2 separate regions of the Homo sapiens genome follow, and region 1 is linked to region 2. Evidence: chromatin contacts called from ENCODE Hi-C data. All regions are on one chromosome and are shown on one strand. Each heading gives the region's core, a stretch centred on a gene start or an enhancer-like site at or near the end of the contact. The rest is flanking DNA. Distances are from core to core; before and after follow the strand shown.

What was found. A loop is a pair of places that touch in the nucleus more often than their neighbours do. Pooled maps may share reads with other maps.
Region 1: a loop to region 2 is called in a map of A673, with 6 times the contacts of the local background. The contact joins the enhancer-like site here to the promoter of MRTFB in region 2. A Hi-C loop is called at or near these places in 2 of 168 maps with a recorded cell type or tissue (A673 and Right ventricle myocardium inferior), 1 of 37 single-sample maps with no recorded cell type and 7 of 50 pooled maps.

Annotation. Positions count from the first base shown.
Region 1 is chr16:14,523,306-14,530,803 of GRCh38, forward strand. All of the region lies in intron 21 of PARN (poly(A)-specific ribonuclease), which reads right to left. It overlaps LOC107984865 (a long non-coding RNA gene), which reads right to left. Exons shown (of 2, transcript XR_001752089.3): 2 at 7,272-7,498. Among named protein-coding and RNA genes, the nearest start is that of LINC03107, 98 kb to the left of the region's middle. RefSeq lists an enhancer at 1-85. Within about 2 kb of position 5,951, at least 13 of the 41 ENCODE cell types and tissues checked have a DNase peak (open chromatin) inside an H3K27ac peak, as active enhancers do; they include A673, where a contact is called at or near this core.
Region 2 is chr16:14,068,796-14,076,192 of GRCh38, forward strand. It overlaps MRTFB (myocardin related transcription factor B), which reads left to right and starts at 2,524. Exons shown (of 17, transcript NM_001308142.2): 1 at 2,524-2,570. RefSeq lists silencers at 2,299-2,768, 2,909-2,988.

The DNA.
Region 1 (7,498 bases), core at 4,701-7,200, 460 kb after region 2:
GCAAACAAAAATAATTAGTAAATATACAGAAGATTGGGACGTTTCTGACAAACCCTACACTTAACAGTTAGAAAATGTACTTTCAAACAAACGTGGCACATTTACAAAACCTGACTAGGCCATAAAGCAAGACTCAACAGATAGCACACACTGTCTTAACCACATTCTCTAACACAATGCAATACAATCAGAAAATACAGTCAGGACAGGATGCAAATTAGAGCAATCTCTGCTTTCTGCCCCATTTCTCCGAACACAGTCAGAGAAGTCTATCCTCCTGCTGACCTAAAATTAATACTGTACATACGTAGAGATCAGATACAGAAAAGTCTAAAGACTTATACAGAATATGAAATGATTATTACATTTAATGTCAAAGACAGAACAGCTAACCAAAGGAAAACAAAACCTGCCTGCCTCTTTGAGCCTCCCAGAAATGACAGAAGGATTAGGGACATAAAGGGCTCAGTCATTCAGAGGACAGGGAGGTCCTTAAACAACCTAAGTATAGTCACTTGTTGCCTAATGAAGGGGTATGTTCTGAGGAATGCATTGCTGTGTGAACACCATAGGGAGCACTTATACTAGATGGTGTAGCCTACTACACGCCTGGGCTATACAGTATAGCCTATTGATCCTAGGCTACAAACCTGCACAGCATGGTACTGAATACGGTAGGCAACTGTAACACAATGGTTAAGTATTTGTTTACCTAAACACAGAAAAGGTATAGTAAAAATATGGTATTACAATCTTATGGGGCCACTGTAGTATACGCAGTCCATAGTTGACTGAAATGTCATTATGTAGCATATGACTGTAGTTGATTCTAACCTGTGATGTATTAAAATTCTCACTTTTCTTACCCTAAGACACTTAAAATATTTCATGGAGTGTTGTTTCCCCAAGACAGCTACCTGGTTATGACTTCTTTATTTTGTTTGTTTTTTCTTATTAGTAAGCTCTCGAAGAACAGCCAAAGTGTGAAGGCAAACCAGTATGCCATCATACCCTTGGTCCATCACGGCGGTTTAGATCATCAAGATTCATTACCAGGTACACCTTCCTGTCCAAACATGAATTATGAAAAAGATCTTTACTCCTAGGGGCAGCTGTTCACTGCTGCTGCTAAACTGCAGCATTAAGAGTGTTCGATTTATCAAGATAAGAAGACAAAGATCAAGCTTGAACATAATCACTTTTCAAACTGCTTGCAAGCATTCGAAGTGGGGAAAGACAAGGAGGGGAAAAGCTCCTTTAACTAAAATTAGAAACCTACTGATAATTTAAAGGAAACTCTTTACATTTACTTAAAATATGTTACTGAAGATATTTTATCTCCACTAGAATATAATTTCCCAAACATTATTCAATTAAAATATCTCAGAAACAATATGAAAACTGAGTAATCAACTGCCTGTAAAAATTTCTCCAAGTAGTTAACATCAGCAAAATACAGCCATCAGTGCCACTCGGATCCTGCTTCATGGTTTCTATGTGTCTTTCCTTGTTCAGATCCACTAAATCTTTCTATTACCAGGCAACACAGAATATCATACATATAAAATGAAACTCTTATTTCCTTTGTATATCAAGATGAATCTCTCTTTTAAATATTATAGTCCAACCCAGCATATCTAATAGGGAGGAATGGGGATATAATTTCATGAGAAAAGAGAAGGATTTAAACAATGACAGATTTTAAAACAGTCTATAACAGAAACAACTACTACTACTACGAAATATGAGGAGTGTTAAATTTCCTTGTTTCAGTTTGTCTGAAGTTATCCAGAATACTTACAGATAATCTTGCAATGGAATTTCAGTATGAAGATCTCTAAGAAAAAGATCCGGATTAAGTTCTTAAGCTAGTAAATGCGCCTCTCTACAGATGAGGAAGTAAATGCATCAAAGGATAAAGGCTGTTCCCCAAGAAATGAAACAGATGACTCCCTCCCACCTGAAAGATAAGGATGTCTCTGGAAAACTCAGGATGCCTAGTTTGAAGTTGTCCAAGACTCATCAGTTTCCAGCACTTAATACTGATGTGGTATTTTGTAACCCTCAATGCAGCGGTCACAGAAGGGACAACCCTTCTATGATGGCAAGGCAGGGAACCCAATTATTCCCAGACCAAGGTGGGGTGCACAAACATTCCATTCAAATGAAGGTCAGCACAGCAAGCAAACAGGGACCATGAATCAAGCTTCCAGGAGATGAGGGAAGGCAATGGCATGGAGGCTGTGTGCTCTGCTGGGACACAGGACCCTTCCCTCAGCCTGTCCCTCCTGTTCATGGCACCCTCTCTTCATTATCACCTACCTGCAAAGGGGCCCTGCAAGCCTATGACAGAGCCGCTCAGTGAATCCAGAGATTCAGTTCACTCAACAGACCTAAAAAGCAACACTCTCCTTAATTGTAGGCTCCACCAGGAAAAGACTATACTGTTATTTGCACAGAGGTGAAAAGAAAGATTGCCTAATAGGAAGGACACTGAGTGTTCTCACCATGATTTCAACCAAATTTTCTTTTTCTTTTCTTTGAGATGGAGCCCAAACTGTAGTGTACAGTGGTGCGATCCTGGCTCACTGCAACCTCCACCTCCCGGGTTCAAGCAATCCTCCAACCTCAGCCTCCCGAGTAGCTAGGATTACAGGTGTGCACCACCAGGCCCGGCTAATTTTTTTTGTATTTTAGAGGCGGGGTTTCACCATGTTGGCCAGGCTGGTCTCAAACTCCTGACCTTAAGTGATTCGCCCACCTCAGCCTCCCAAAGTGCTGGGATTACAGGCATGAGCCACCACCTATAACCAAATTTTCTACATGTTACTTTTCCCAAGAACTTGCCAAAAGAATTAAATAAATCATCCACTGTTTTTTTTTTTTTTTGAGACGGAGTCTTGCTCTGTCACCCAGGCTGTAGGGCAGTGGTGCGATCTCGGCTCACTGCAAGCTCCGCCTCCCGGGTTCACGCCATTCTCCTGCCTCAGCTTCCCAAGTAGCTGGGACTACAGGTGCCTGCCACCACGCCTGGCTAATTTTTTTGTATTTTTAGTACAGATGGGGTTTCACCATGTTAGCCAGGATGGTCTCAACCTCCTGACCTCGTGATCCACCCACCTCAGCCTCCCAAAGTGCTGGGATTACAGGCATGAGCCACCGTGCCCGGCCTCATCCACTGTTTTTACTCAGCTCCCATCTCAGGCCGCTTCCTTCTAAAGGGGCCAAGATGCAAGTTAATAAGCAGCTGAAATGAACAGGCTGGCAAAGTAAACCATACATCCCTGGTTTTCCCAAACCTCATCACACAAAGGAAAAGTCAAGGGTGTAATCCACAATAAGGAGATTCATCTGCAGAAAATAAACTATCAAGAAAAGAAAAAAGCAACATCATCTTCAATTAAAGTCAAATTCAACAGTTGTAGCCATCCTATGTCTCCATTTGCCTAACTATCCAGTACTTGGAGCCGTCCACGGTCACTGTGCCAGGGTTAAAGTTGGGCCAGGAGTGGCCGGGCCTCCCTGCAGCCAGCCCATTTTTGTGGCATTTCTCTTGTCAGGCAAGAACCAGAATGACTCTCCTGAAGCTCTGAGGTGAGTACCTCTCCTTTAAAAGCAAATAAAAAGTAGACAGCCCAGAAATCCTCTTCCTAATGGCTTTGGGTCAAACACCCTGGTGAAGAAAGGAAGGCAGAGAACAACAAACACTCCAGTCTTGCAGCTATATTCTATAAAGTCTCCATTGTTAAATAAAATGTATAGAGGTCAATGGTTTGGACTGAGCTCCTGCACTAGGCCCAACAGACCTAACTGAAATGGAGTCACTCTTAAAGTTCCATGTCACCAAGCTGAAACTAATTTCTCTATATGACCTTGTGGGGAATCCAAATGAGAGTAAACAGCTGAATCTCCAAACAAGCCAGTTTTACCTGACGACATGATAAATTGAGTTCCCTCTGCTTTAACCTTTACAAGGAAAGCAACTATGAAATGACCAATCTGCTTTTTGTTTTCTGTTTCTGCTTTCTTCAACCCTTCTCTATCTATAAAACCAACCTCCTCTGCCCAGCTCATTGGAACGCTCATTCTATTTTATGGAATGAGTTGTTGTCCCATTCCAGAACTGCAAATAAAGCCAATCAAGATTTTTAAACAAAATCTGTCATAATTTTTTTCTTTTTGACGTCATGAAAGCTGAATTAGCAAATGCTGAGTCATTGTTTCTAGGGAAATACAAGATTAGGGTCCTACAAACCTCTGATCACATGTTCATCAACCGATCAATATATTATCTTGTTTTATGTGTGTTTCTGTTTAAAGACATCTTAGTTAATATACTGTTGATTCATTAACACTGAACTCATGGCCAAGAGCACTTTAACTCATGTGTGAACAAAGCTCATCTAACACGTGTTTTCTCTGTAAGGCACCTCACATCCTTCTTGCATTCAGGAACACTGGGTATCCCTCTAACACTATGCTTTGGGGTCATTTTCAACAGCAAAATCACTAATAAAAAGGACAAAAATTCAAAACAAAAAACTGGCACTAAAAGCCTGTGAAAAGGAGCCGTGTTTACAGCCCAAGAGCAGAAACTGGAAGGCAGAGTGCAGTCTCCTTCAGCTTTGGCTGGAAGCACATGTTGGGCAATACAAAATTTTCCCAACCTGCATATCCCTGGGGATGACCACAAAAGCACGTGAAAACTGAATTGTGGGTTACAAAAAATTGAATATCTGAATTCACAAATACAGAATCTGTGAATAATGAGGACTGACTGTATTTTTAAAACCATGCCCAAACCAGCTGCTCAAACTGAGTGTCAGAATAAATCCATAGCCCTAATGAGTACAACTTCACCTTACAGCAAACTTCTCCTGTGCCTGTGGAATTCTCACATTCCTTATGAACCTACTCAAAAGTTAACCTCTGTAACAGAAAGCTGCTCTAGTAACTACTGAAGTGGGACCCCCACAAGAGGCTCCAAAGGAGACCCCTGACTGCACTGATAAGAGATTAATTAGAACGGCAACCCAACTGTAGGAAGCCATGGGAAAGAAAAGGAAAGACAACTAAAAATCATTCTGGCAGCAGGTTTTGTCTCTTGTTTAAAAGGTACAGACAGGTGAAGACCTGCAAGTCACTTAGGGCAACAAACATGGCCCTACCTGAGGGACATGCTGTCATTTTGCAAGCCGATCATACAAACACCAAGAGCTTCACACTCACACAGTCTCCATGATGCAGCAATACATCTTTTTTACAAACTTGACTCTGTGATATTTTATTGTCTGGATTTCTGAATAGACTGATGTGGGGGGGAAAGTGGACATTTACCGAGCAGCTAATGCCAGGCACTATGTCGAGAACTTTACCTTCATAACCTCACTGAATTCTCCCCAGCCTGGTAAAATGAATTTTCTCTTCTCCACTTTAACCTCTGGAGCTAAGGACTCAGGTTACATCAAACACCACCGATTTTATTTCCTTCAAGCGGCTAAAATAACTCGAGAGATTGTTTGGATATTTCAACTAGTTGAGTATTCAATTAATCACTTTAATTACTAATGATTACTTTATAAGTATTTCTTATAAACTGGATTCATGAGTTTTCCTCTAGGTAGAGATCTTTCCCTGCAAGAAACGAGAGAAAAAACATTTTCTCTTTACAGAAACTTCTCTCATCTCTAGTCATAATTCTTTAACTGTTTCATGGAAGACTGGACACAGATCAAGCAGCACTCAGCAGACATCTTCGCCCTGACTCCTATAAAAGTGTCACTTCACCGTGAGTGCAAAGGTGGCCCTGAGCGAGTGCCTAACCAAGGCCCCTCTGCCAGGCTTCTCCAGCTCCGGACTCTAAAGGCTTCCCCACAACTACAGGAGAGGTACGCTGTCGAATCCGAATGCTAAGTCTGTCCACATTACTTAGCATGAATAAGCATTTCAATGTTTTACTTGGCGTTGGAAAGGTAGATTGGTTGCCAGCACGACAGCACCACCTTCTGGTTGGTGAAAAGGAATTAAGATACAAAGTCACATCTGGAGCATTTCAAGTTTTGTAAGCCAGATGGATGGCAAAGTTGAAAATCTAGTTTCCATAAAATCCGAACAATGTCAGTAGCAATTAAACACCCTCACAGATCAGTAATGGAATAGTAACTGTAGGTCACTACTGGCTACTGCTCCACTTCTGGGCACACTGCAGCCACTTCCAGCCTCTCAGCCCTGACATTGAAGCCCACTGCGCCCTATGAAAGAAATTCCTTATCATGTCATCAGAGTCACATCCATCCCCCTGGCTGTGCAAAAAGGTTCTCTGCTGTTCACAAAGTCCAAATTTGATGGCCAGCAATAAAGTATCAGACACTGGCCCAACAACCACTCCCACTGGTACTCGTTGGCAGGTAGGGAGTATCGTCCTCTGATGGTTCTAACGAGGACTATCATCCTCTTATGGAGCCCATGAGGACTCGGCATCCCCTTCCTGTTCCCCTCAAGCATGGGACTCCTTGGTAGACTGTGCTGGAGAAGGATCTTGAGTGTGAGGTCCAAATGGGGCTTCCTCCTATAGGTGATACCATCCCTACAGAAATCCAGAAATCCAGACCACGAGACCCCATCATGACAGCTGCAAGAGGCCTCTGAACTCTAAACGATTCCTTAATCTCAGCTTCCAAGAGACCCCAGCAGCTGGTTTCCAGGCCTGCCTTCTTCAATGCAGTGGCCCCATCCACTTGTCAAATGGCCCTTGGGTGTCAGACTCTTCCTGATTCTGCTCATCAGGTAAGCTATTCATCCTGCTCCCTCAAGGAGAGCCAAGCAAGGTGGACAGAGAGAGGACTGTGCTTTAATCACGACATCCTTCTCTTGGTGAGCAGCACAGAAGTCTCCTCCAGACCTGTGGAGACCACAGGGTGAAGGAATGAGCATTTCTTCCTGAAGCTGTCCACAGGAATCCCAAGCCCCAGGCTACTCTAGAGAGAGGCAGCACCTGAGGAGGGAGAGCTCTGCCAGTTACCTCTGCTTCCCCCCAGCCCACCAACACCCGCCACAGTGCTTTGCACACCTGGAAAAGAGTAATTCTTCTTTAAATGAGGACTTTAATCTGTGTTTCTCCTGAAGTGCCTGAGTTCAAACTCTGTTTACCATAACCCTCAACAAGAAATCCATGTGCATTATAACCCAGTACACACACATACATCTGTACGTACAGAACCCTGAAAAAAAGGTTACATTAAAAAAAAAAAACTATATTATATAAGACACACTGACATTTTCTAACTTCTTCCATTTTATTAAAAATGCTGGTCACCATTCATTCAAATGACTTCACAACCCAGTGAGGGAGTGCAACCCTCACTGGGTGAACACTGTCGTAAACTTCCGCCTTCGTTCATCACTCTGTTGGGTGCCATGCTCCTCTCTCTTCTCGGCTATCCCAGAATTGGCCCCTTCCCAAGGACTGTACCAGGGCATCTCCTCAAAGCCCTCTCCA
Region 2 (7,397 bases), core at 1,274-3,773:
AGAGATTGGTGTTTGAATCAGTGACTGAGTAAGGAAGATCTGCCTTCATCGCCATCAGTTGAGGGCCTGGATAGAACAGTAGAAGAAAGACAAATTCTCTCTTTCTCTTCCGGAGCCAGGACACTATCTTCTCCTGTCCCTCGACACCAGAACTCCAGATTCTCCAGCTTTTTTTTTTTTTTTTTTTTTTTTTTTGAGACAGTCTCACTTGATGCCCAGGCTGGAGTTCAATAATGCAATCTCAGCTCAGTGCAACCTCCTCTTCCCAGGTTCAAGCGATTCTCCTGCCTCAGCCTCCCCAGTAGCTGGGATTACAGGCACCCATCACCACACCTGGCTAATTTTTGTATTTGTAGTAGAGAACGGGGTTTCACCATGTTGGCCAGGCTGGTCTTGAACTCCTGACCTCAGGTGATCCACCTGCGTCAGCCTCCCAAAGTGCTGGGATTACAGGCATGAGCCACTGCGCCCAGCCCAGGTTCTCCAGCTTTGGACTCTAGGACTCGCTCCAGTGGCTCCCAAGTTCTCAGGCCTGTAGCCTCGAACTGAGAGTTACACCATCAGATTCCCTGGTTCTCGGGCCACAACTGCGACTGAGCTATGTCACCAGTTTCCCTGGCTTTCCAGTTTGGAGATGGCACATCGTAGGACTTCTCAGCTGCCATCATACATCCCCTCTTATGAATCTATATAGTTTTTTCTTTTTTAGAGACAGGGTCTCACTCTGTTGTCCAGACTGGAGGGCAGTGGCACAGTCAGAGCTCACTGCAGCCTCGACTCCTGGGCTCAAGAGATCCTCTCACATCAGCCTCCAGAGTAACTGGAACTCCAGGCATGTGCCACCATGCCCAATTCTTTTTATTTTTTGTAGAGACGGGGTCTCACTGTGTTACCCAGGCTGGTCTAAAACTCCTAGGCTCAAGTGATCCTCCTGACTGGACCTCCTAAGGTGCTGGGATTACAGGAATGAGCAACCTTGCCCAGCCTACATCTATCTAGAACCTAGTAGCTGTGTTTCTCTGGAGAACCCTAATACAGGGTTGTTGGGAGGGCTAAATAAATTAATAAATAGACAGCACCTGGAGCAGGGCTCAGCACTTTGTAGCTGCCCAGCAGGTGTGATTTTCCTTCTTCACCCACTTCCTCCATCTGGTGAGTTGAGTGAGGTTGAAACATGCAAGGGCACCCACATGCTCTGGCCTGTACACAGCAATTGGTTCCGGGGAGAGTGGACAGGTTTGGAGCATGGGCAGGCCAGCACTTGCTGACATTGATGTGATTATCAGGTGGGCTGGGTAAGCCCATGCAGACGCTGTTGCAGGTGGAAGGCTACCTAGAACCTCCAGGGCTCCTGATCTTACAGCAGCCGGCCCAGATGAGCTAGCTCATGCTCGCTTGCTTGCAGAACAGGACCTACCTACAAGGTAGTGCTGGGCTCCGGACTCAGACCCAGGTTCAAATCCTATTTCACAATGGAAACAGGCTACTTTCTCCACCTCCAGGATTGCAAGAAGATTGGTATGACCTTGATATGCCCGCAATAAATGTTAGCCCTTCCTCTTTACAAACAATTATTATTTCATTAAGACTTACTCCTGGGAAGAAGTCACACTTTTCTGTGTGCTAACATCATGTACATTCTGATTCTCTGTCCTGTGTGCCATTCCATCATGCTCTCTACCAGCAAAACGCCACCAGTCTAAGGAGGAGACAGAACCGCATAAAAATAGTCACACAGTCTTCAGAGCTGCACAGGGAGTGGCACAGGGGCTTCACAGGCCTTGGGAAGTTTGTAAAGTGAGGGAGAAGCACTTTACTGTCGCCAGCTCCATTGAAAACAGATTGTAGCAAATGACTTCCCAGGAGCTCCTCCTCTCACCTTGGTGAATGTTGGGAGAGAATGAAGACTGCGGCTGAGAGGCAGCGCCTTGAGCCTTGAACGGAAAGAGGGACAGGGCCTGGGGGCTGTCACTGAGGTGCAGAAATGGGTTTTGGGCTGGGCATCAGACAACCCCAGATCCCAACACTGGCTCAGCCAATTCCTGGCTGTGTGACATGGAGCCATTACTGTACTTTCCTTGCCAGGCCTCCATTTTTCCTCTCTCTAGAATGGGGAGGCTGGTAATACCCACTTTGGAGGGCAGTGTGAGGACCGAAGGGGGCTGTTAAGTGCTCGGCGCGCAGCGAGCACTCAGGACGGGTGGCAGCGGTCACCTTTGTCGCCACCGTCCAAGCCTTTGCAGAGGCTCAGGGCCGAGCCCCGGACATGCGCATGCGCACGCGCACCCGGCCGGCCAGGTGAGAAGGAGGCGGCCGCCTCGCACCTGGGCTTTAACCCTTCCCAGTCACGGGAGTGGGCGGAGTGCACGCAGGGACGGAGTCGGGGGCGAGCAGCGAGAGAGGCCGGGCTTGACCCTTGAGGCGGGGTGGGCAGCGTCCGGGGAGCGCGCCGAGCCGCTTCTAGCCTGGGGTCCGCGCGCGCCGCGGGGAGGAGGGGGAGTGCCGAGGGGAGCGAAGTCTCGCGAGATCGCGCGGCGGCGGCGGGAGCGGCGGCGGCGGCGGCCGGGGAGGTGAGCGGCGGGCGGTGGCGGCCGTTGGGGGCTGAGGCCGGGTGAGAGCGGCCGAGACCGAGGGCTGGGTGGGGGAGCGGGCCTGGTGAACATCCCGCGTCCCAGGCAGCCATCCCTGTTCGTCCCCGCAGCAGCTGCGGCGCCGTTTGGTCCGCACCGTCCCCGGGACTCGCGCGGGGCGGGGCGGCCGGGGCCGCGGGCCGGTGCCTCCTTCAACCGGTCCTCGCGCCCGGGCGCGACCCCGGGGCCGCCTCAGTGTCCATCTCGACTGCAGAGTTGGCCCTGCTGACAGTGGCAGCGGCGTTTATGGAGCCTCTGCTGTGTGCCGGGCACTTAAGTTGCGCGCTTGCACGCCGGGGCTGCACAGAGAGGTGGAGCGCCCGGGCCAGAGCCACACTGCGAGGAGGCGGTGGGAGGGGACCGGGACCCCTGCGCCCCCTTCCTCTTCCCACCTCCCACTCCCCTCAGCCCTTTTCTCCTGGGGTCCCGACCAGGCTTCAGAGGGGGTGTCTGGGAGCGCCCTGAAGTTGGATGCAGCTTGGTATATGGGTTTCTTGGGAGAGAGTTTTTCCAGGGCTTTTGTCTCGTTCCTAAAAGGGTCCCCGATCCCCAAGTGGTCAAGAACCATTGTTTGGCCCTGCTTGGAAGCAGAGGTGGGCTGAGAGCAGCGGGCGTGTGCTGGTAGTGGGGTGTCAGGCCCAATGAAGTGGAATATTGGAGCCCAGGGCTTGCCTTAGGCAAAGGAAACTCTTCTCTAAAAGTTCGATTTTTGTTTCAGCACGCGATTCCACTCTTGGGAACAGTGGTTCTCAACCTCGTCAGAATCAAGGTCCCTTCTTCCCCTTTGCAGCAAACATGTATAAAGCCCTCTTTACTACCCTGAAATGAAATTCATAAACAATGTGACCTCCCTACACACATCCTTGAAAAGCAGTATGATGGTTTGATTGAAGCGTAAGGGCGAAATAGAGAACAGTATATGACAGATGTTGCTGTACCATTCACATCTAGGACATACTCTTGTGCTGGAAGACAGTATATACTGGGGTGCTTGTGCCAGCTTCTAATGAGTACATTTGTATTGGTTAAAAAAAATTAGGAGGAGCTATTTCAAACAAGAGCAAGCCTGGGCAATATAGCGAGATCCCACCTGTACAAAAAAAGAAAAAATTAGCGTGGTGTGGTGGCGCACACCTGTAGTCTCAGCTGCTTGGGAGGCTGAGGTGAGGGGATCTCTTGAGCCCAGGAGTTAAAGGCTGCAGTGAGCTGTGATTGCACCACTGCCCTCCAGCCTGGGCTACAGAGTGAGGCCGCTACTTCAGGGAAAGAGCAGAGATACAGACGGAGGTTGGGAAAAACACCTAGGTTGGCATAACCTGTTTCTTGCGAATTAAAGAGAGAAACAACCTAGATTGAACTAGGGATAACATGGCAAGACAAATAACAGACTGTCTCAATAAATACGTAAATATTAGCACAAGCCCTCCATGGATCCATATTTTTAAACTATATTGTAGAATTTTTTGTGTCACACACTCGAAGGGACAATACTGGCTTCCTAACAATTACCATTGGTAATAATTAATAAAATATTAACAAGGTTGAAAATTTTTGGTTCAATATCAGTATCTCACTTGTTTGTATATGCTCAGTATTCTGATACTACAATTGTATGTTAACGGTGTGTGGTGTGAGGAAACGATCGCTAATGTTTAGACAGTTTTCCCTTACTCTATTTAAGCTTCCCTTGCTACTTTCTCCTACATTACTGGAGTTTCCCTGCAATTTCTTATAAAAACTTTTAAATATTGTAAAGTAATGCCAGTTTATAGTGGGCTTAATCTGCCCGTTCATTTGAAAGACTCTCGTACCAGGCGAATCTTCATTATACAGATCTGTCCCACCTATGTGTTGTGTGAAGTCTTTTAGATCCAGGCCCCCCAAACCCTAAATGCCAGCGGTGTCCCCCAGTCTCTTTGATAACTAAAAATGTTCCTTGGGGGCAGTTCCAGCTCCTTGGAGAACCACTCCAAACATCAGTGTTATCTAGTCAATTATAATAGGAATTATAAAAGGAAATTTAACAGACAGTTTTTGCTGAGAGTTTTGTCCTGTTTTGTTTTTTCTTTCTTTCAGAAGTGTCTGACGTACAAAAAGCATGCTTTTGGTTAGTGGCGCTTTCATTGATTATTCTAGAATCTCAGATGGGAGGTCAGGTTAGTACCTGTGTCCCTCTGTCTGAAAGATTGGCTGTGTTTAATGGAAATGTTGACAACTAAACACTTGAATCAAGTAGCAGATTGAGGTTAGAATGGAGTTGGGAAGCAACAACAATAATGTGTAGAAATAAGTCTTAGTTAAGTATAATCTAAACTAGTGTAATCACCCTTTAAATAGCTTCTTCTGCTTACTAATATCTATATTAGAGAATTTGGAAAATGCAGATGTATTCAAAGGTAAAACTTAAAATTACCTGTAATCACATATGCCAGTAGTCCTCATGGTGTGATTTGTTAGCAGTTGTCTTTTCATTTCAAACTTTGCTAGTCTTGCTGCATAGGGGAAAATGCAAATCGAGTTAAGAAAGTTCAGCTCAGACCATTTATATGTTACCTACGTATAACATTTATATATGTTACAATGTTACCTACATTGTAACATTATACATTTAACTCTTCTTTTAATAATAGTTTATTTGGCTTTTTTTTGTTGAATAGACGAGTTGCTTCTTGATGTAAGGTGTTTATTATTAGTTGCGTGTTACGTTTGAAAGGTGCTATGGAAACAGACATGTAGGTAATGACTGCTGTCAAAACAGAAGGCTATACTTTAAATTATCTAGAGTTAGAGACATTGAACACTTTGGAGATGGAAATTTATCCAAATTGAGAGTAATGAATTTATATTAATTTGAGCAAGCAGTATCTTGTTCCAGGGTAAAAGAGGTCATTACTGGTTTTTAAAATCAGAACTTTAAAAAATATTCACCTGTATGTAAAAGATGTTGATTGAAAATGTTCCATTTTTCTAGGCATAGGGGATAGATTGTTGAATGGACAAAAGTTCATGCTTTTATGAAGTTTTACATTTGAGAGACACAAATGTTAACTAGAAAATGAATACTATGCACATATCTCTGATTTGTAATTAAGGTGTTTCATTGATTTTTAAGATGCATATGTGAGATAGAATGACATCTTAAAATTAGCATGTGGTTGGCAACTTTTCTTTCTTAGTAGGACATTATATCTTGAAATTGATGGCATCTTAGAGTCAATGAAATAGGGAATATGTAAAAATTATTACATAATTTTACTACATGAATAGGGAATATGAAACAATGATTAATGATTAACACCAAAAACTTGATTCAAAGGGTGACTTGCAAAATGAAGATACACAATATTTCTGGACCCTTCCATTTAAACTAGAATTCTTTACTAAGAAGATTCCTGTAGAGATTTTCCCTTTATGTAAAACAAATGGAGAATCAATGTTTGTAAATATAAGAACCATTTTTTTGAAAATGTTTAAAAGGAAACAAACTGCTTGGTGAATTTTCACGAAGAGCAGATGGTGTGGTTAGTGTGTTTGAGGTAAAGTTAATCAGATAATATAACCAGACAGTTGTATGAATATGGTTTTTTGTGTTTTTTGTTTGTTTCCATTCTGGAAGATCCACTTATAAATGAAAGTTTTCTCAAATGGGACGTCCTTAAATTGGATCTCAGTGAATTATAGTTGTTATTGTTGTTTAAGAAATATATTTGAAAACATACTTACTCTGTGTGAAGTACACAGTTTATATGGGAAGCTAGTTCCGTGGTATACCTTAGCTGGAGACCTGTGTAAGGACTTTTTCTGTCTAATATTGAGTGCAGGTTTCACAGCAAACTCAATCACGTGAAGACCCTTTGCGTACCTTCTTCCTCAGGTGGACTTGTGCTTTGCGTCTTAAAGTGTGGTGCCCACACCATCAGCACGTCAGCAGCATCCTGGAGCTTGTTTGAAATGTAGACTCTGAGCTCCACTCCAGACCAACTGGACCAGAATTTGCATTTTAAAAGATCCCTTCCTGGGCAATGCACGTGAACATATAAAAATCACGGGACCAGATCTGTGGCTGTCAAACTTGAGTATGTATTAAAAGGATTGCTAGCCTCCTCCTCCAGGGTCTCTCTCTGATTCAGTAGGTCTGGGCTGGGCCCATAGAATTTACATTGTTAACAAATTATCAGGTGATGCTGATGCTGCTGGTCCAAGGACCATACTTTGAGAACCATTAGAGTAGAGCTCCTTCTCTTCTCACCTTTTTCTGTTCTCTCTTCTAATTCCTCACCCCGGCTTTTTAAAATAGATTATTATAATCATATACTTTGGCTCGATTGGAGGAAACAAAAGCACTTTGTCTTATAATTTATGGTGATGGCCACACTAAAATTGCTTGTCACCAATTTCAGAGAAAACTTAGACTCTGGTTTGTAGGTGGTTCTCTTTTGCTTCTTTTTGCGAGGTGCTTTTAACATTTACAAATTGTTTTCATGTAGATAAGATGTTCATATGGTTCAAAAATTAAAATGACATAAGACATATTTTGAGAAATCTAAATTCCAATTGTCTTGATTCTCTCCATAAATAACCTTTCATTTGTTTCCTATACATGTCTTTTTTTTGTATAGATGCAGATACAAGCAAATACTAATATACTATATATACTCTTTTTATATAAAATATACATACTATGTGAATATTTTCCTTGCTTTTTTTTTAAAGTTAATATTATCTTGACATACCTTCATATTAGTATATAGGAAACATTTTTCTACA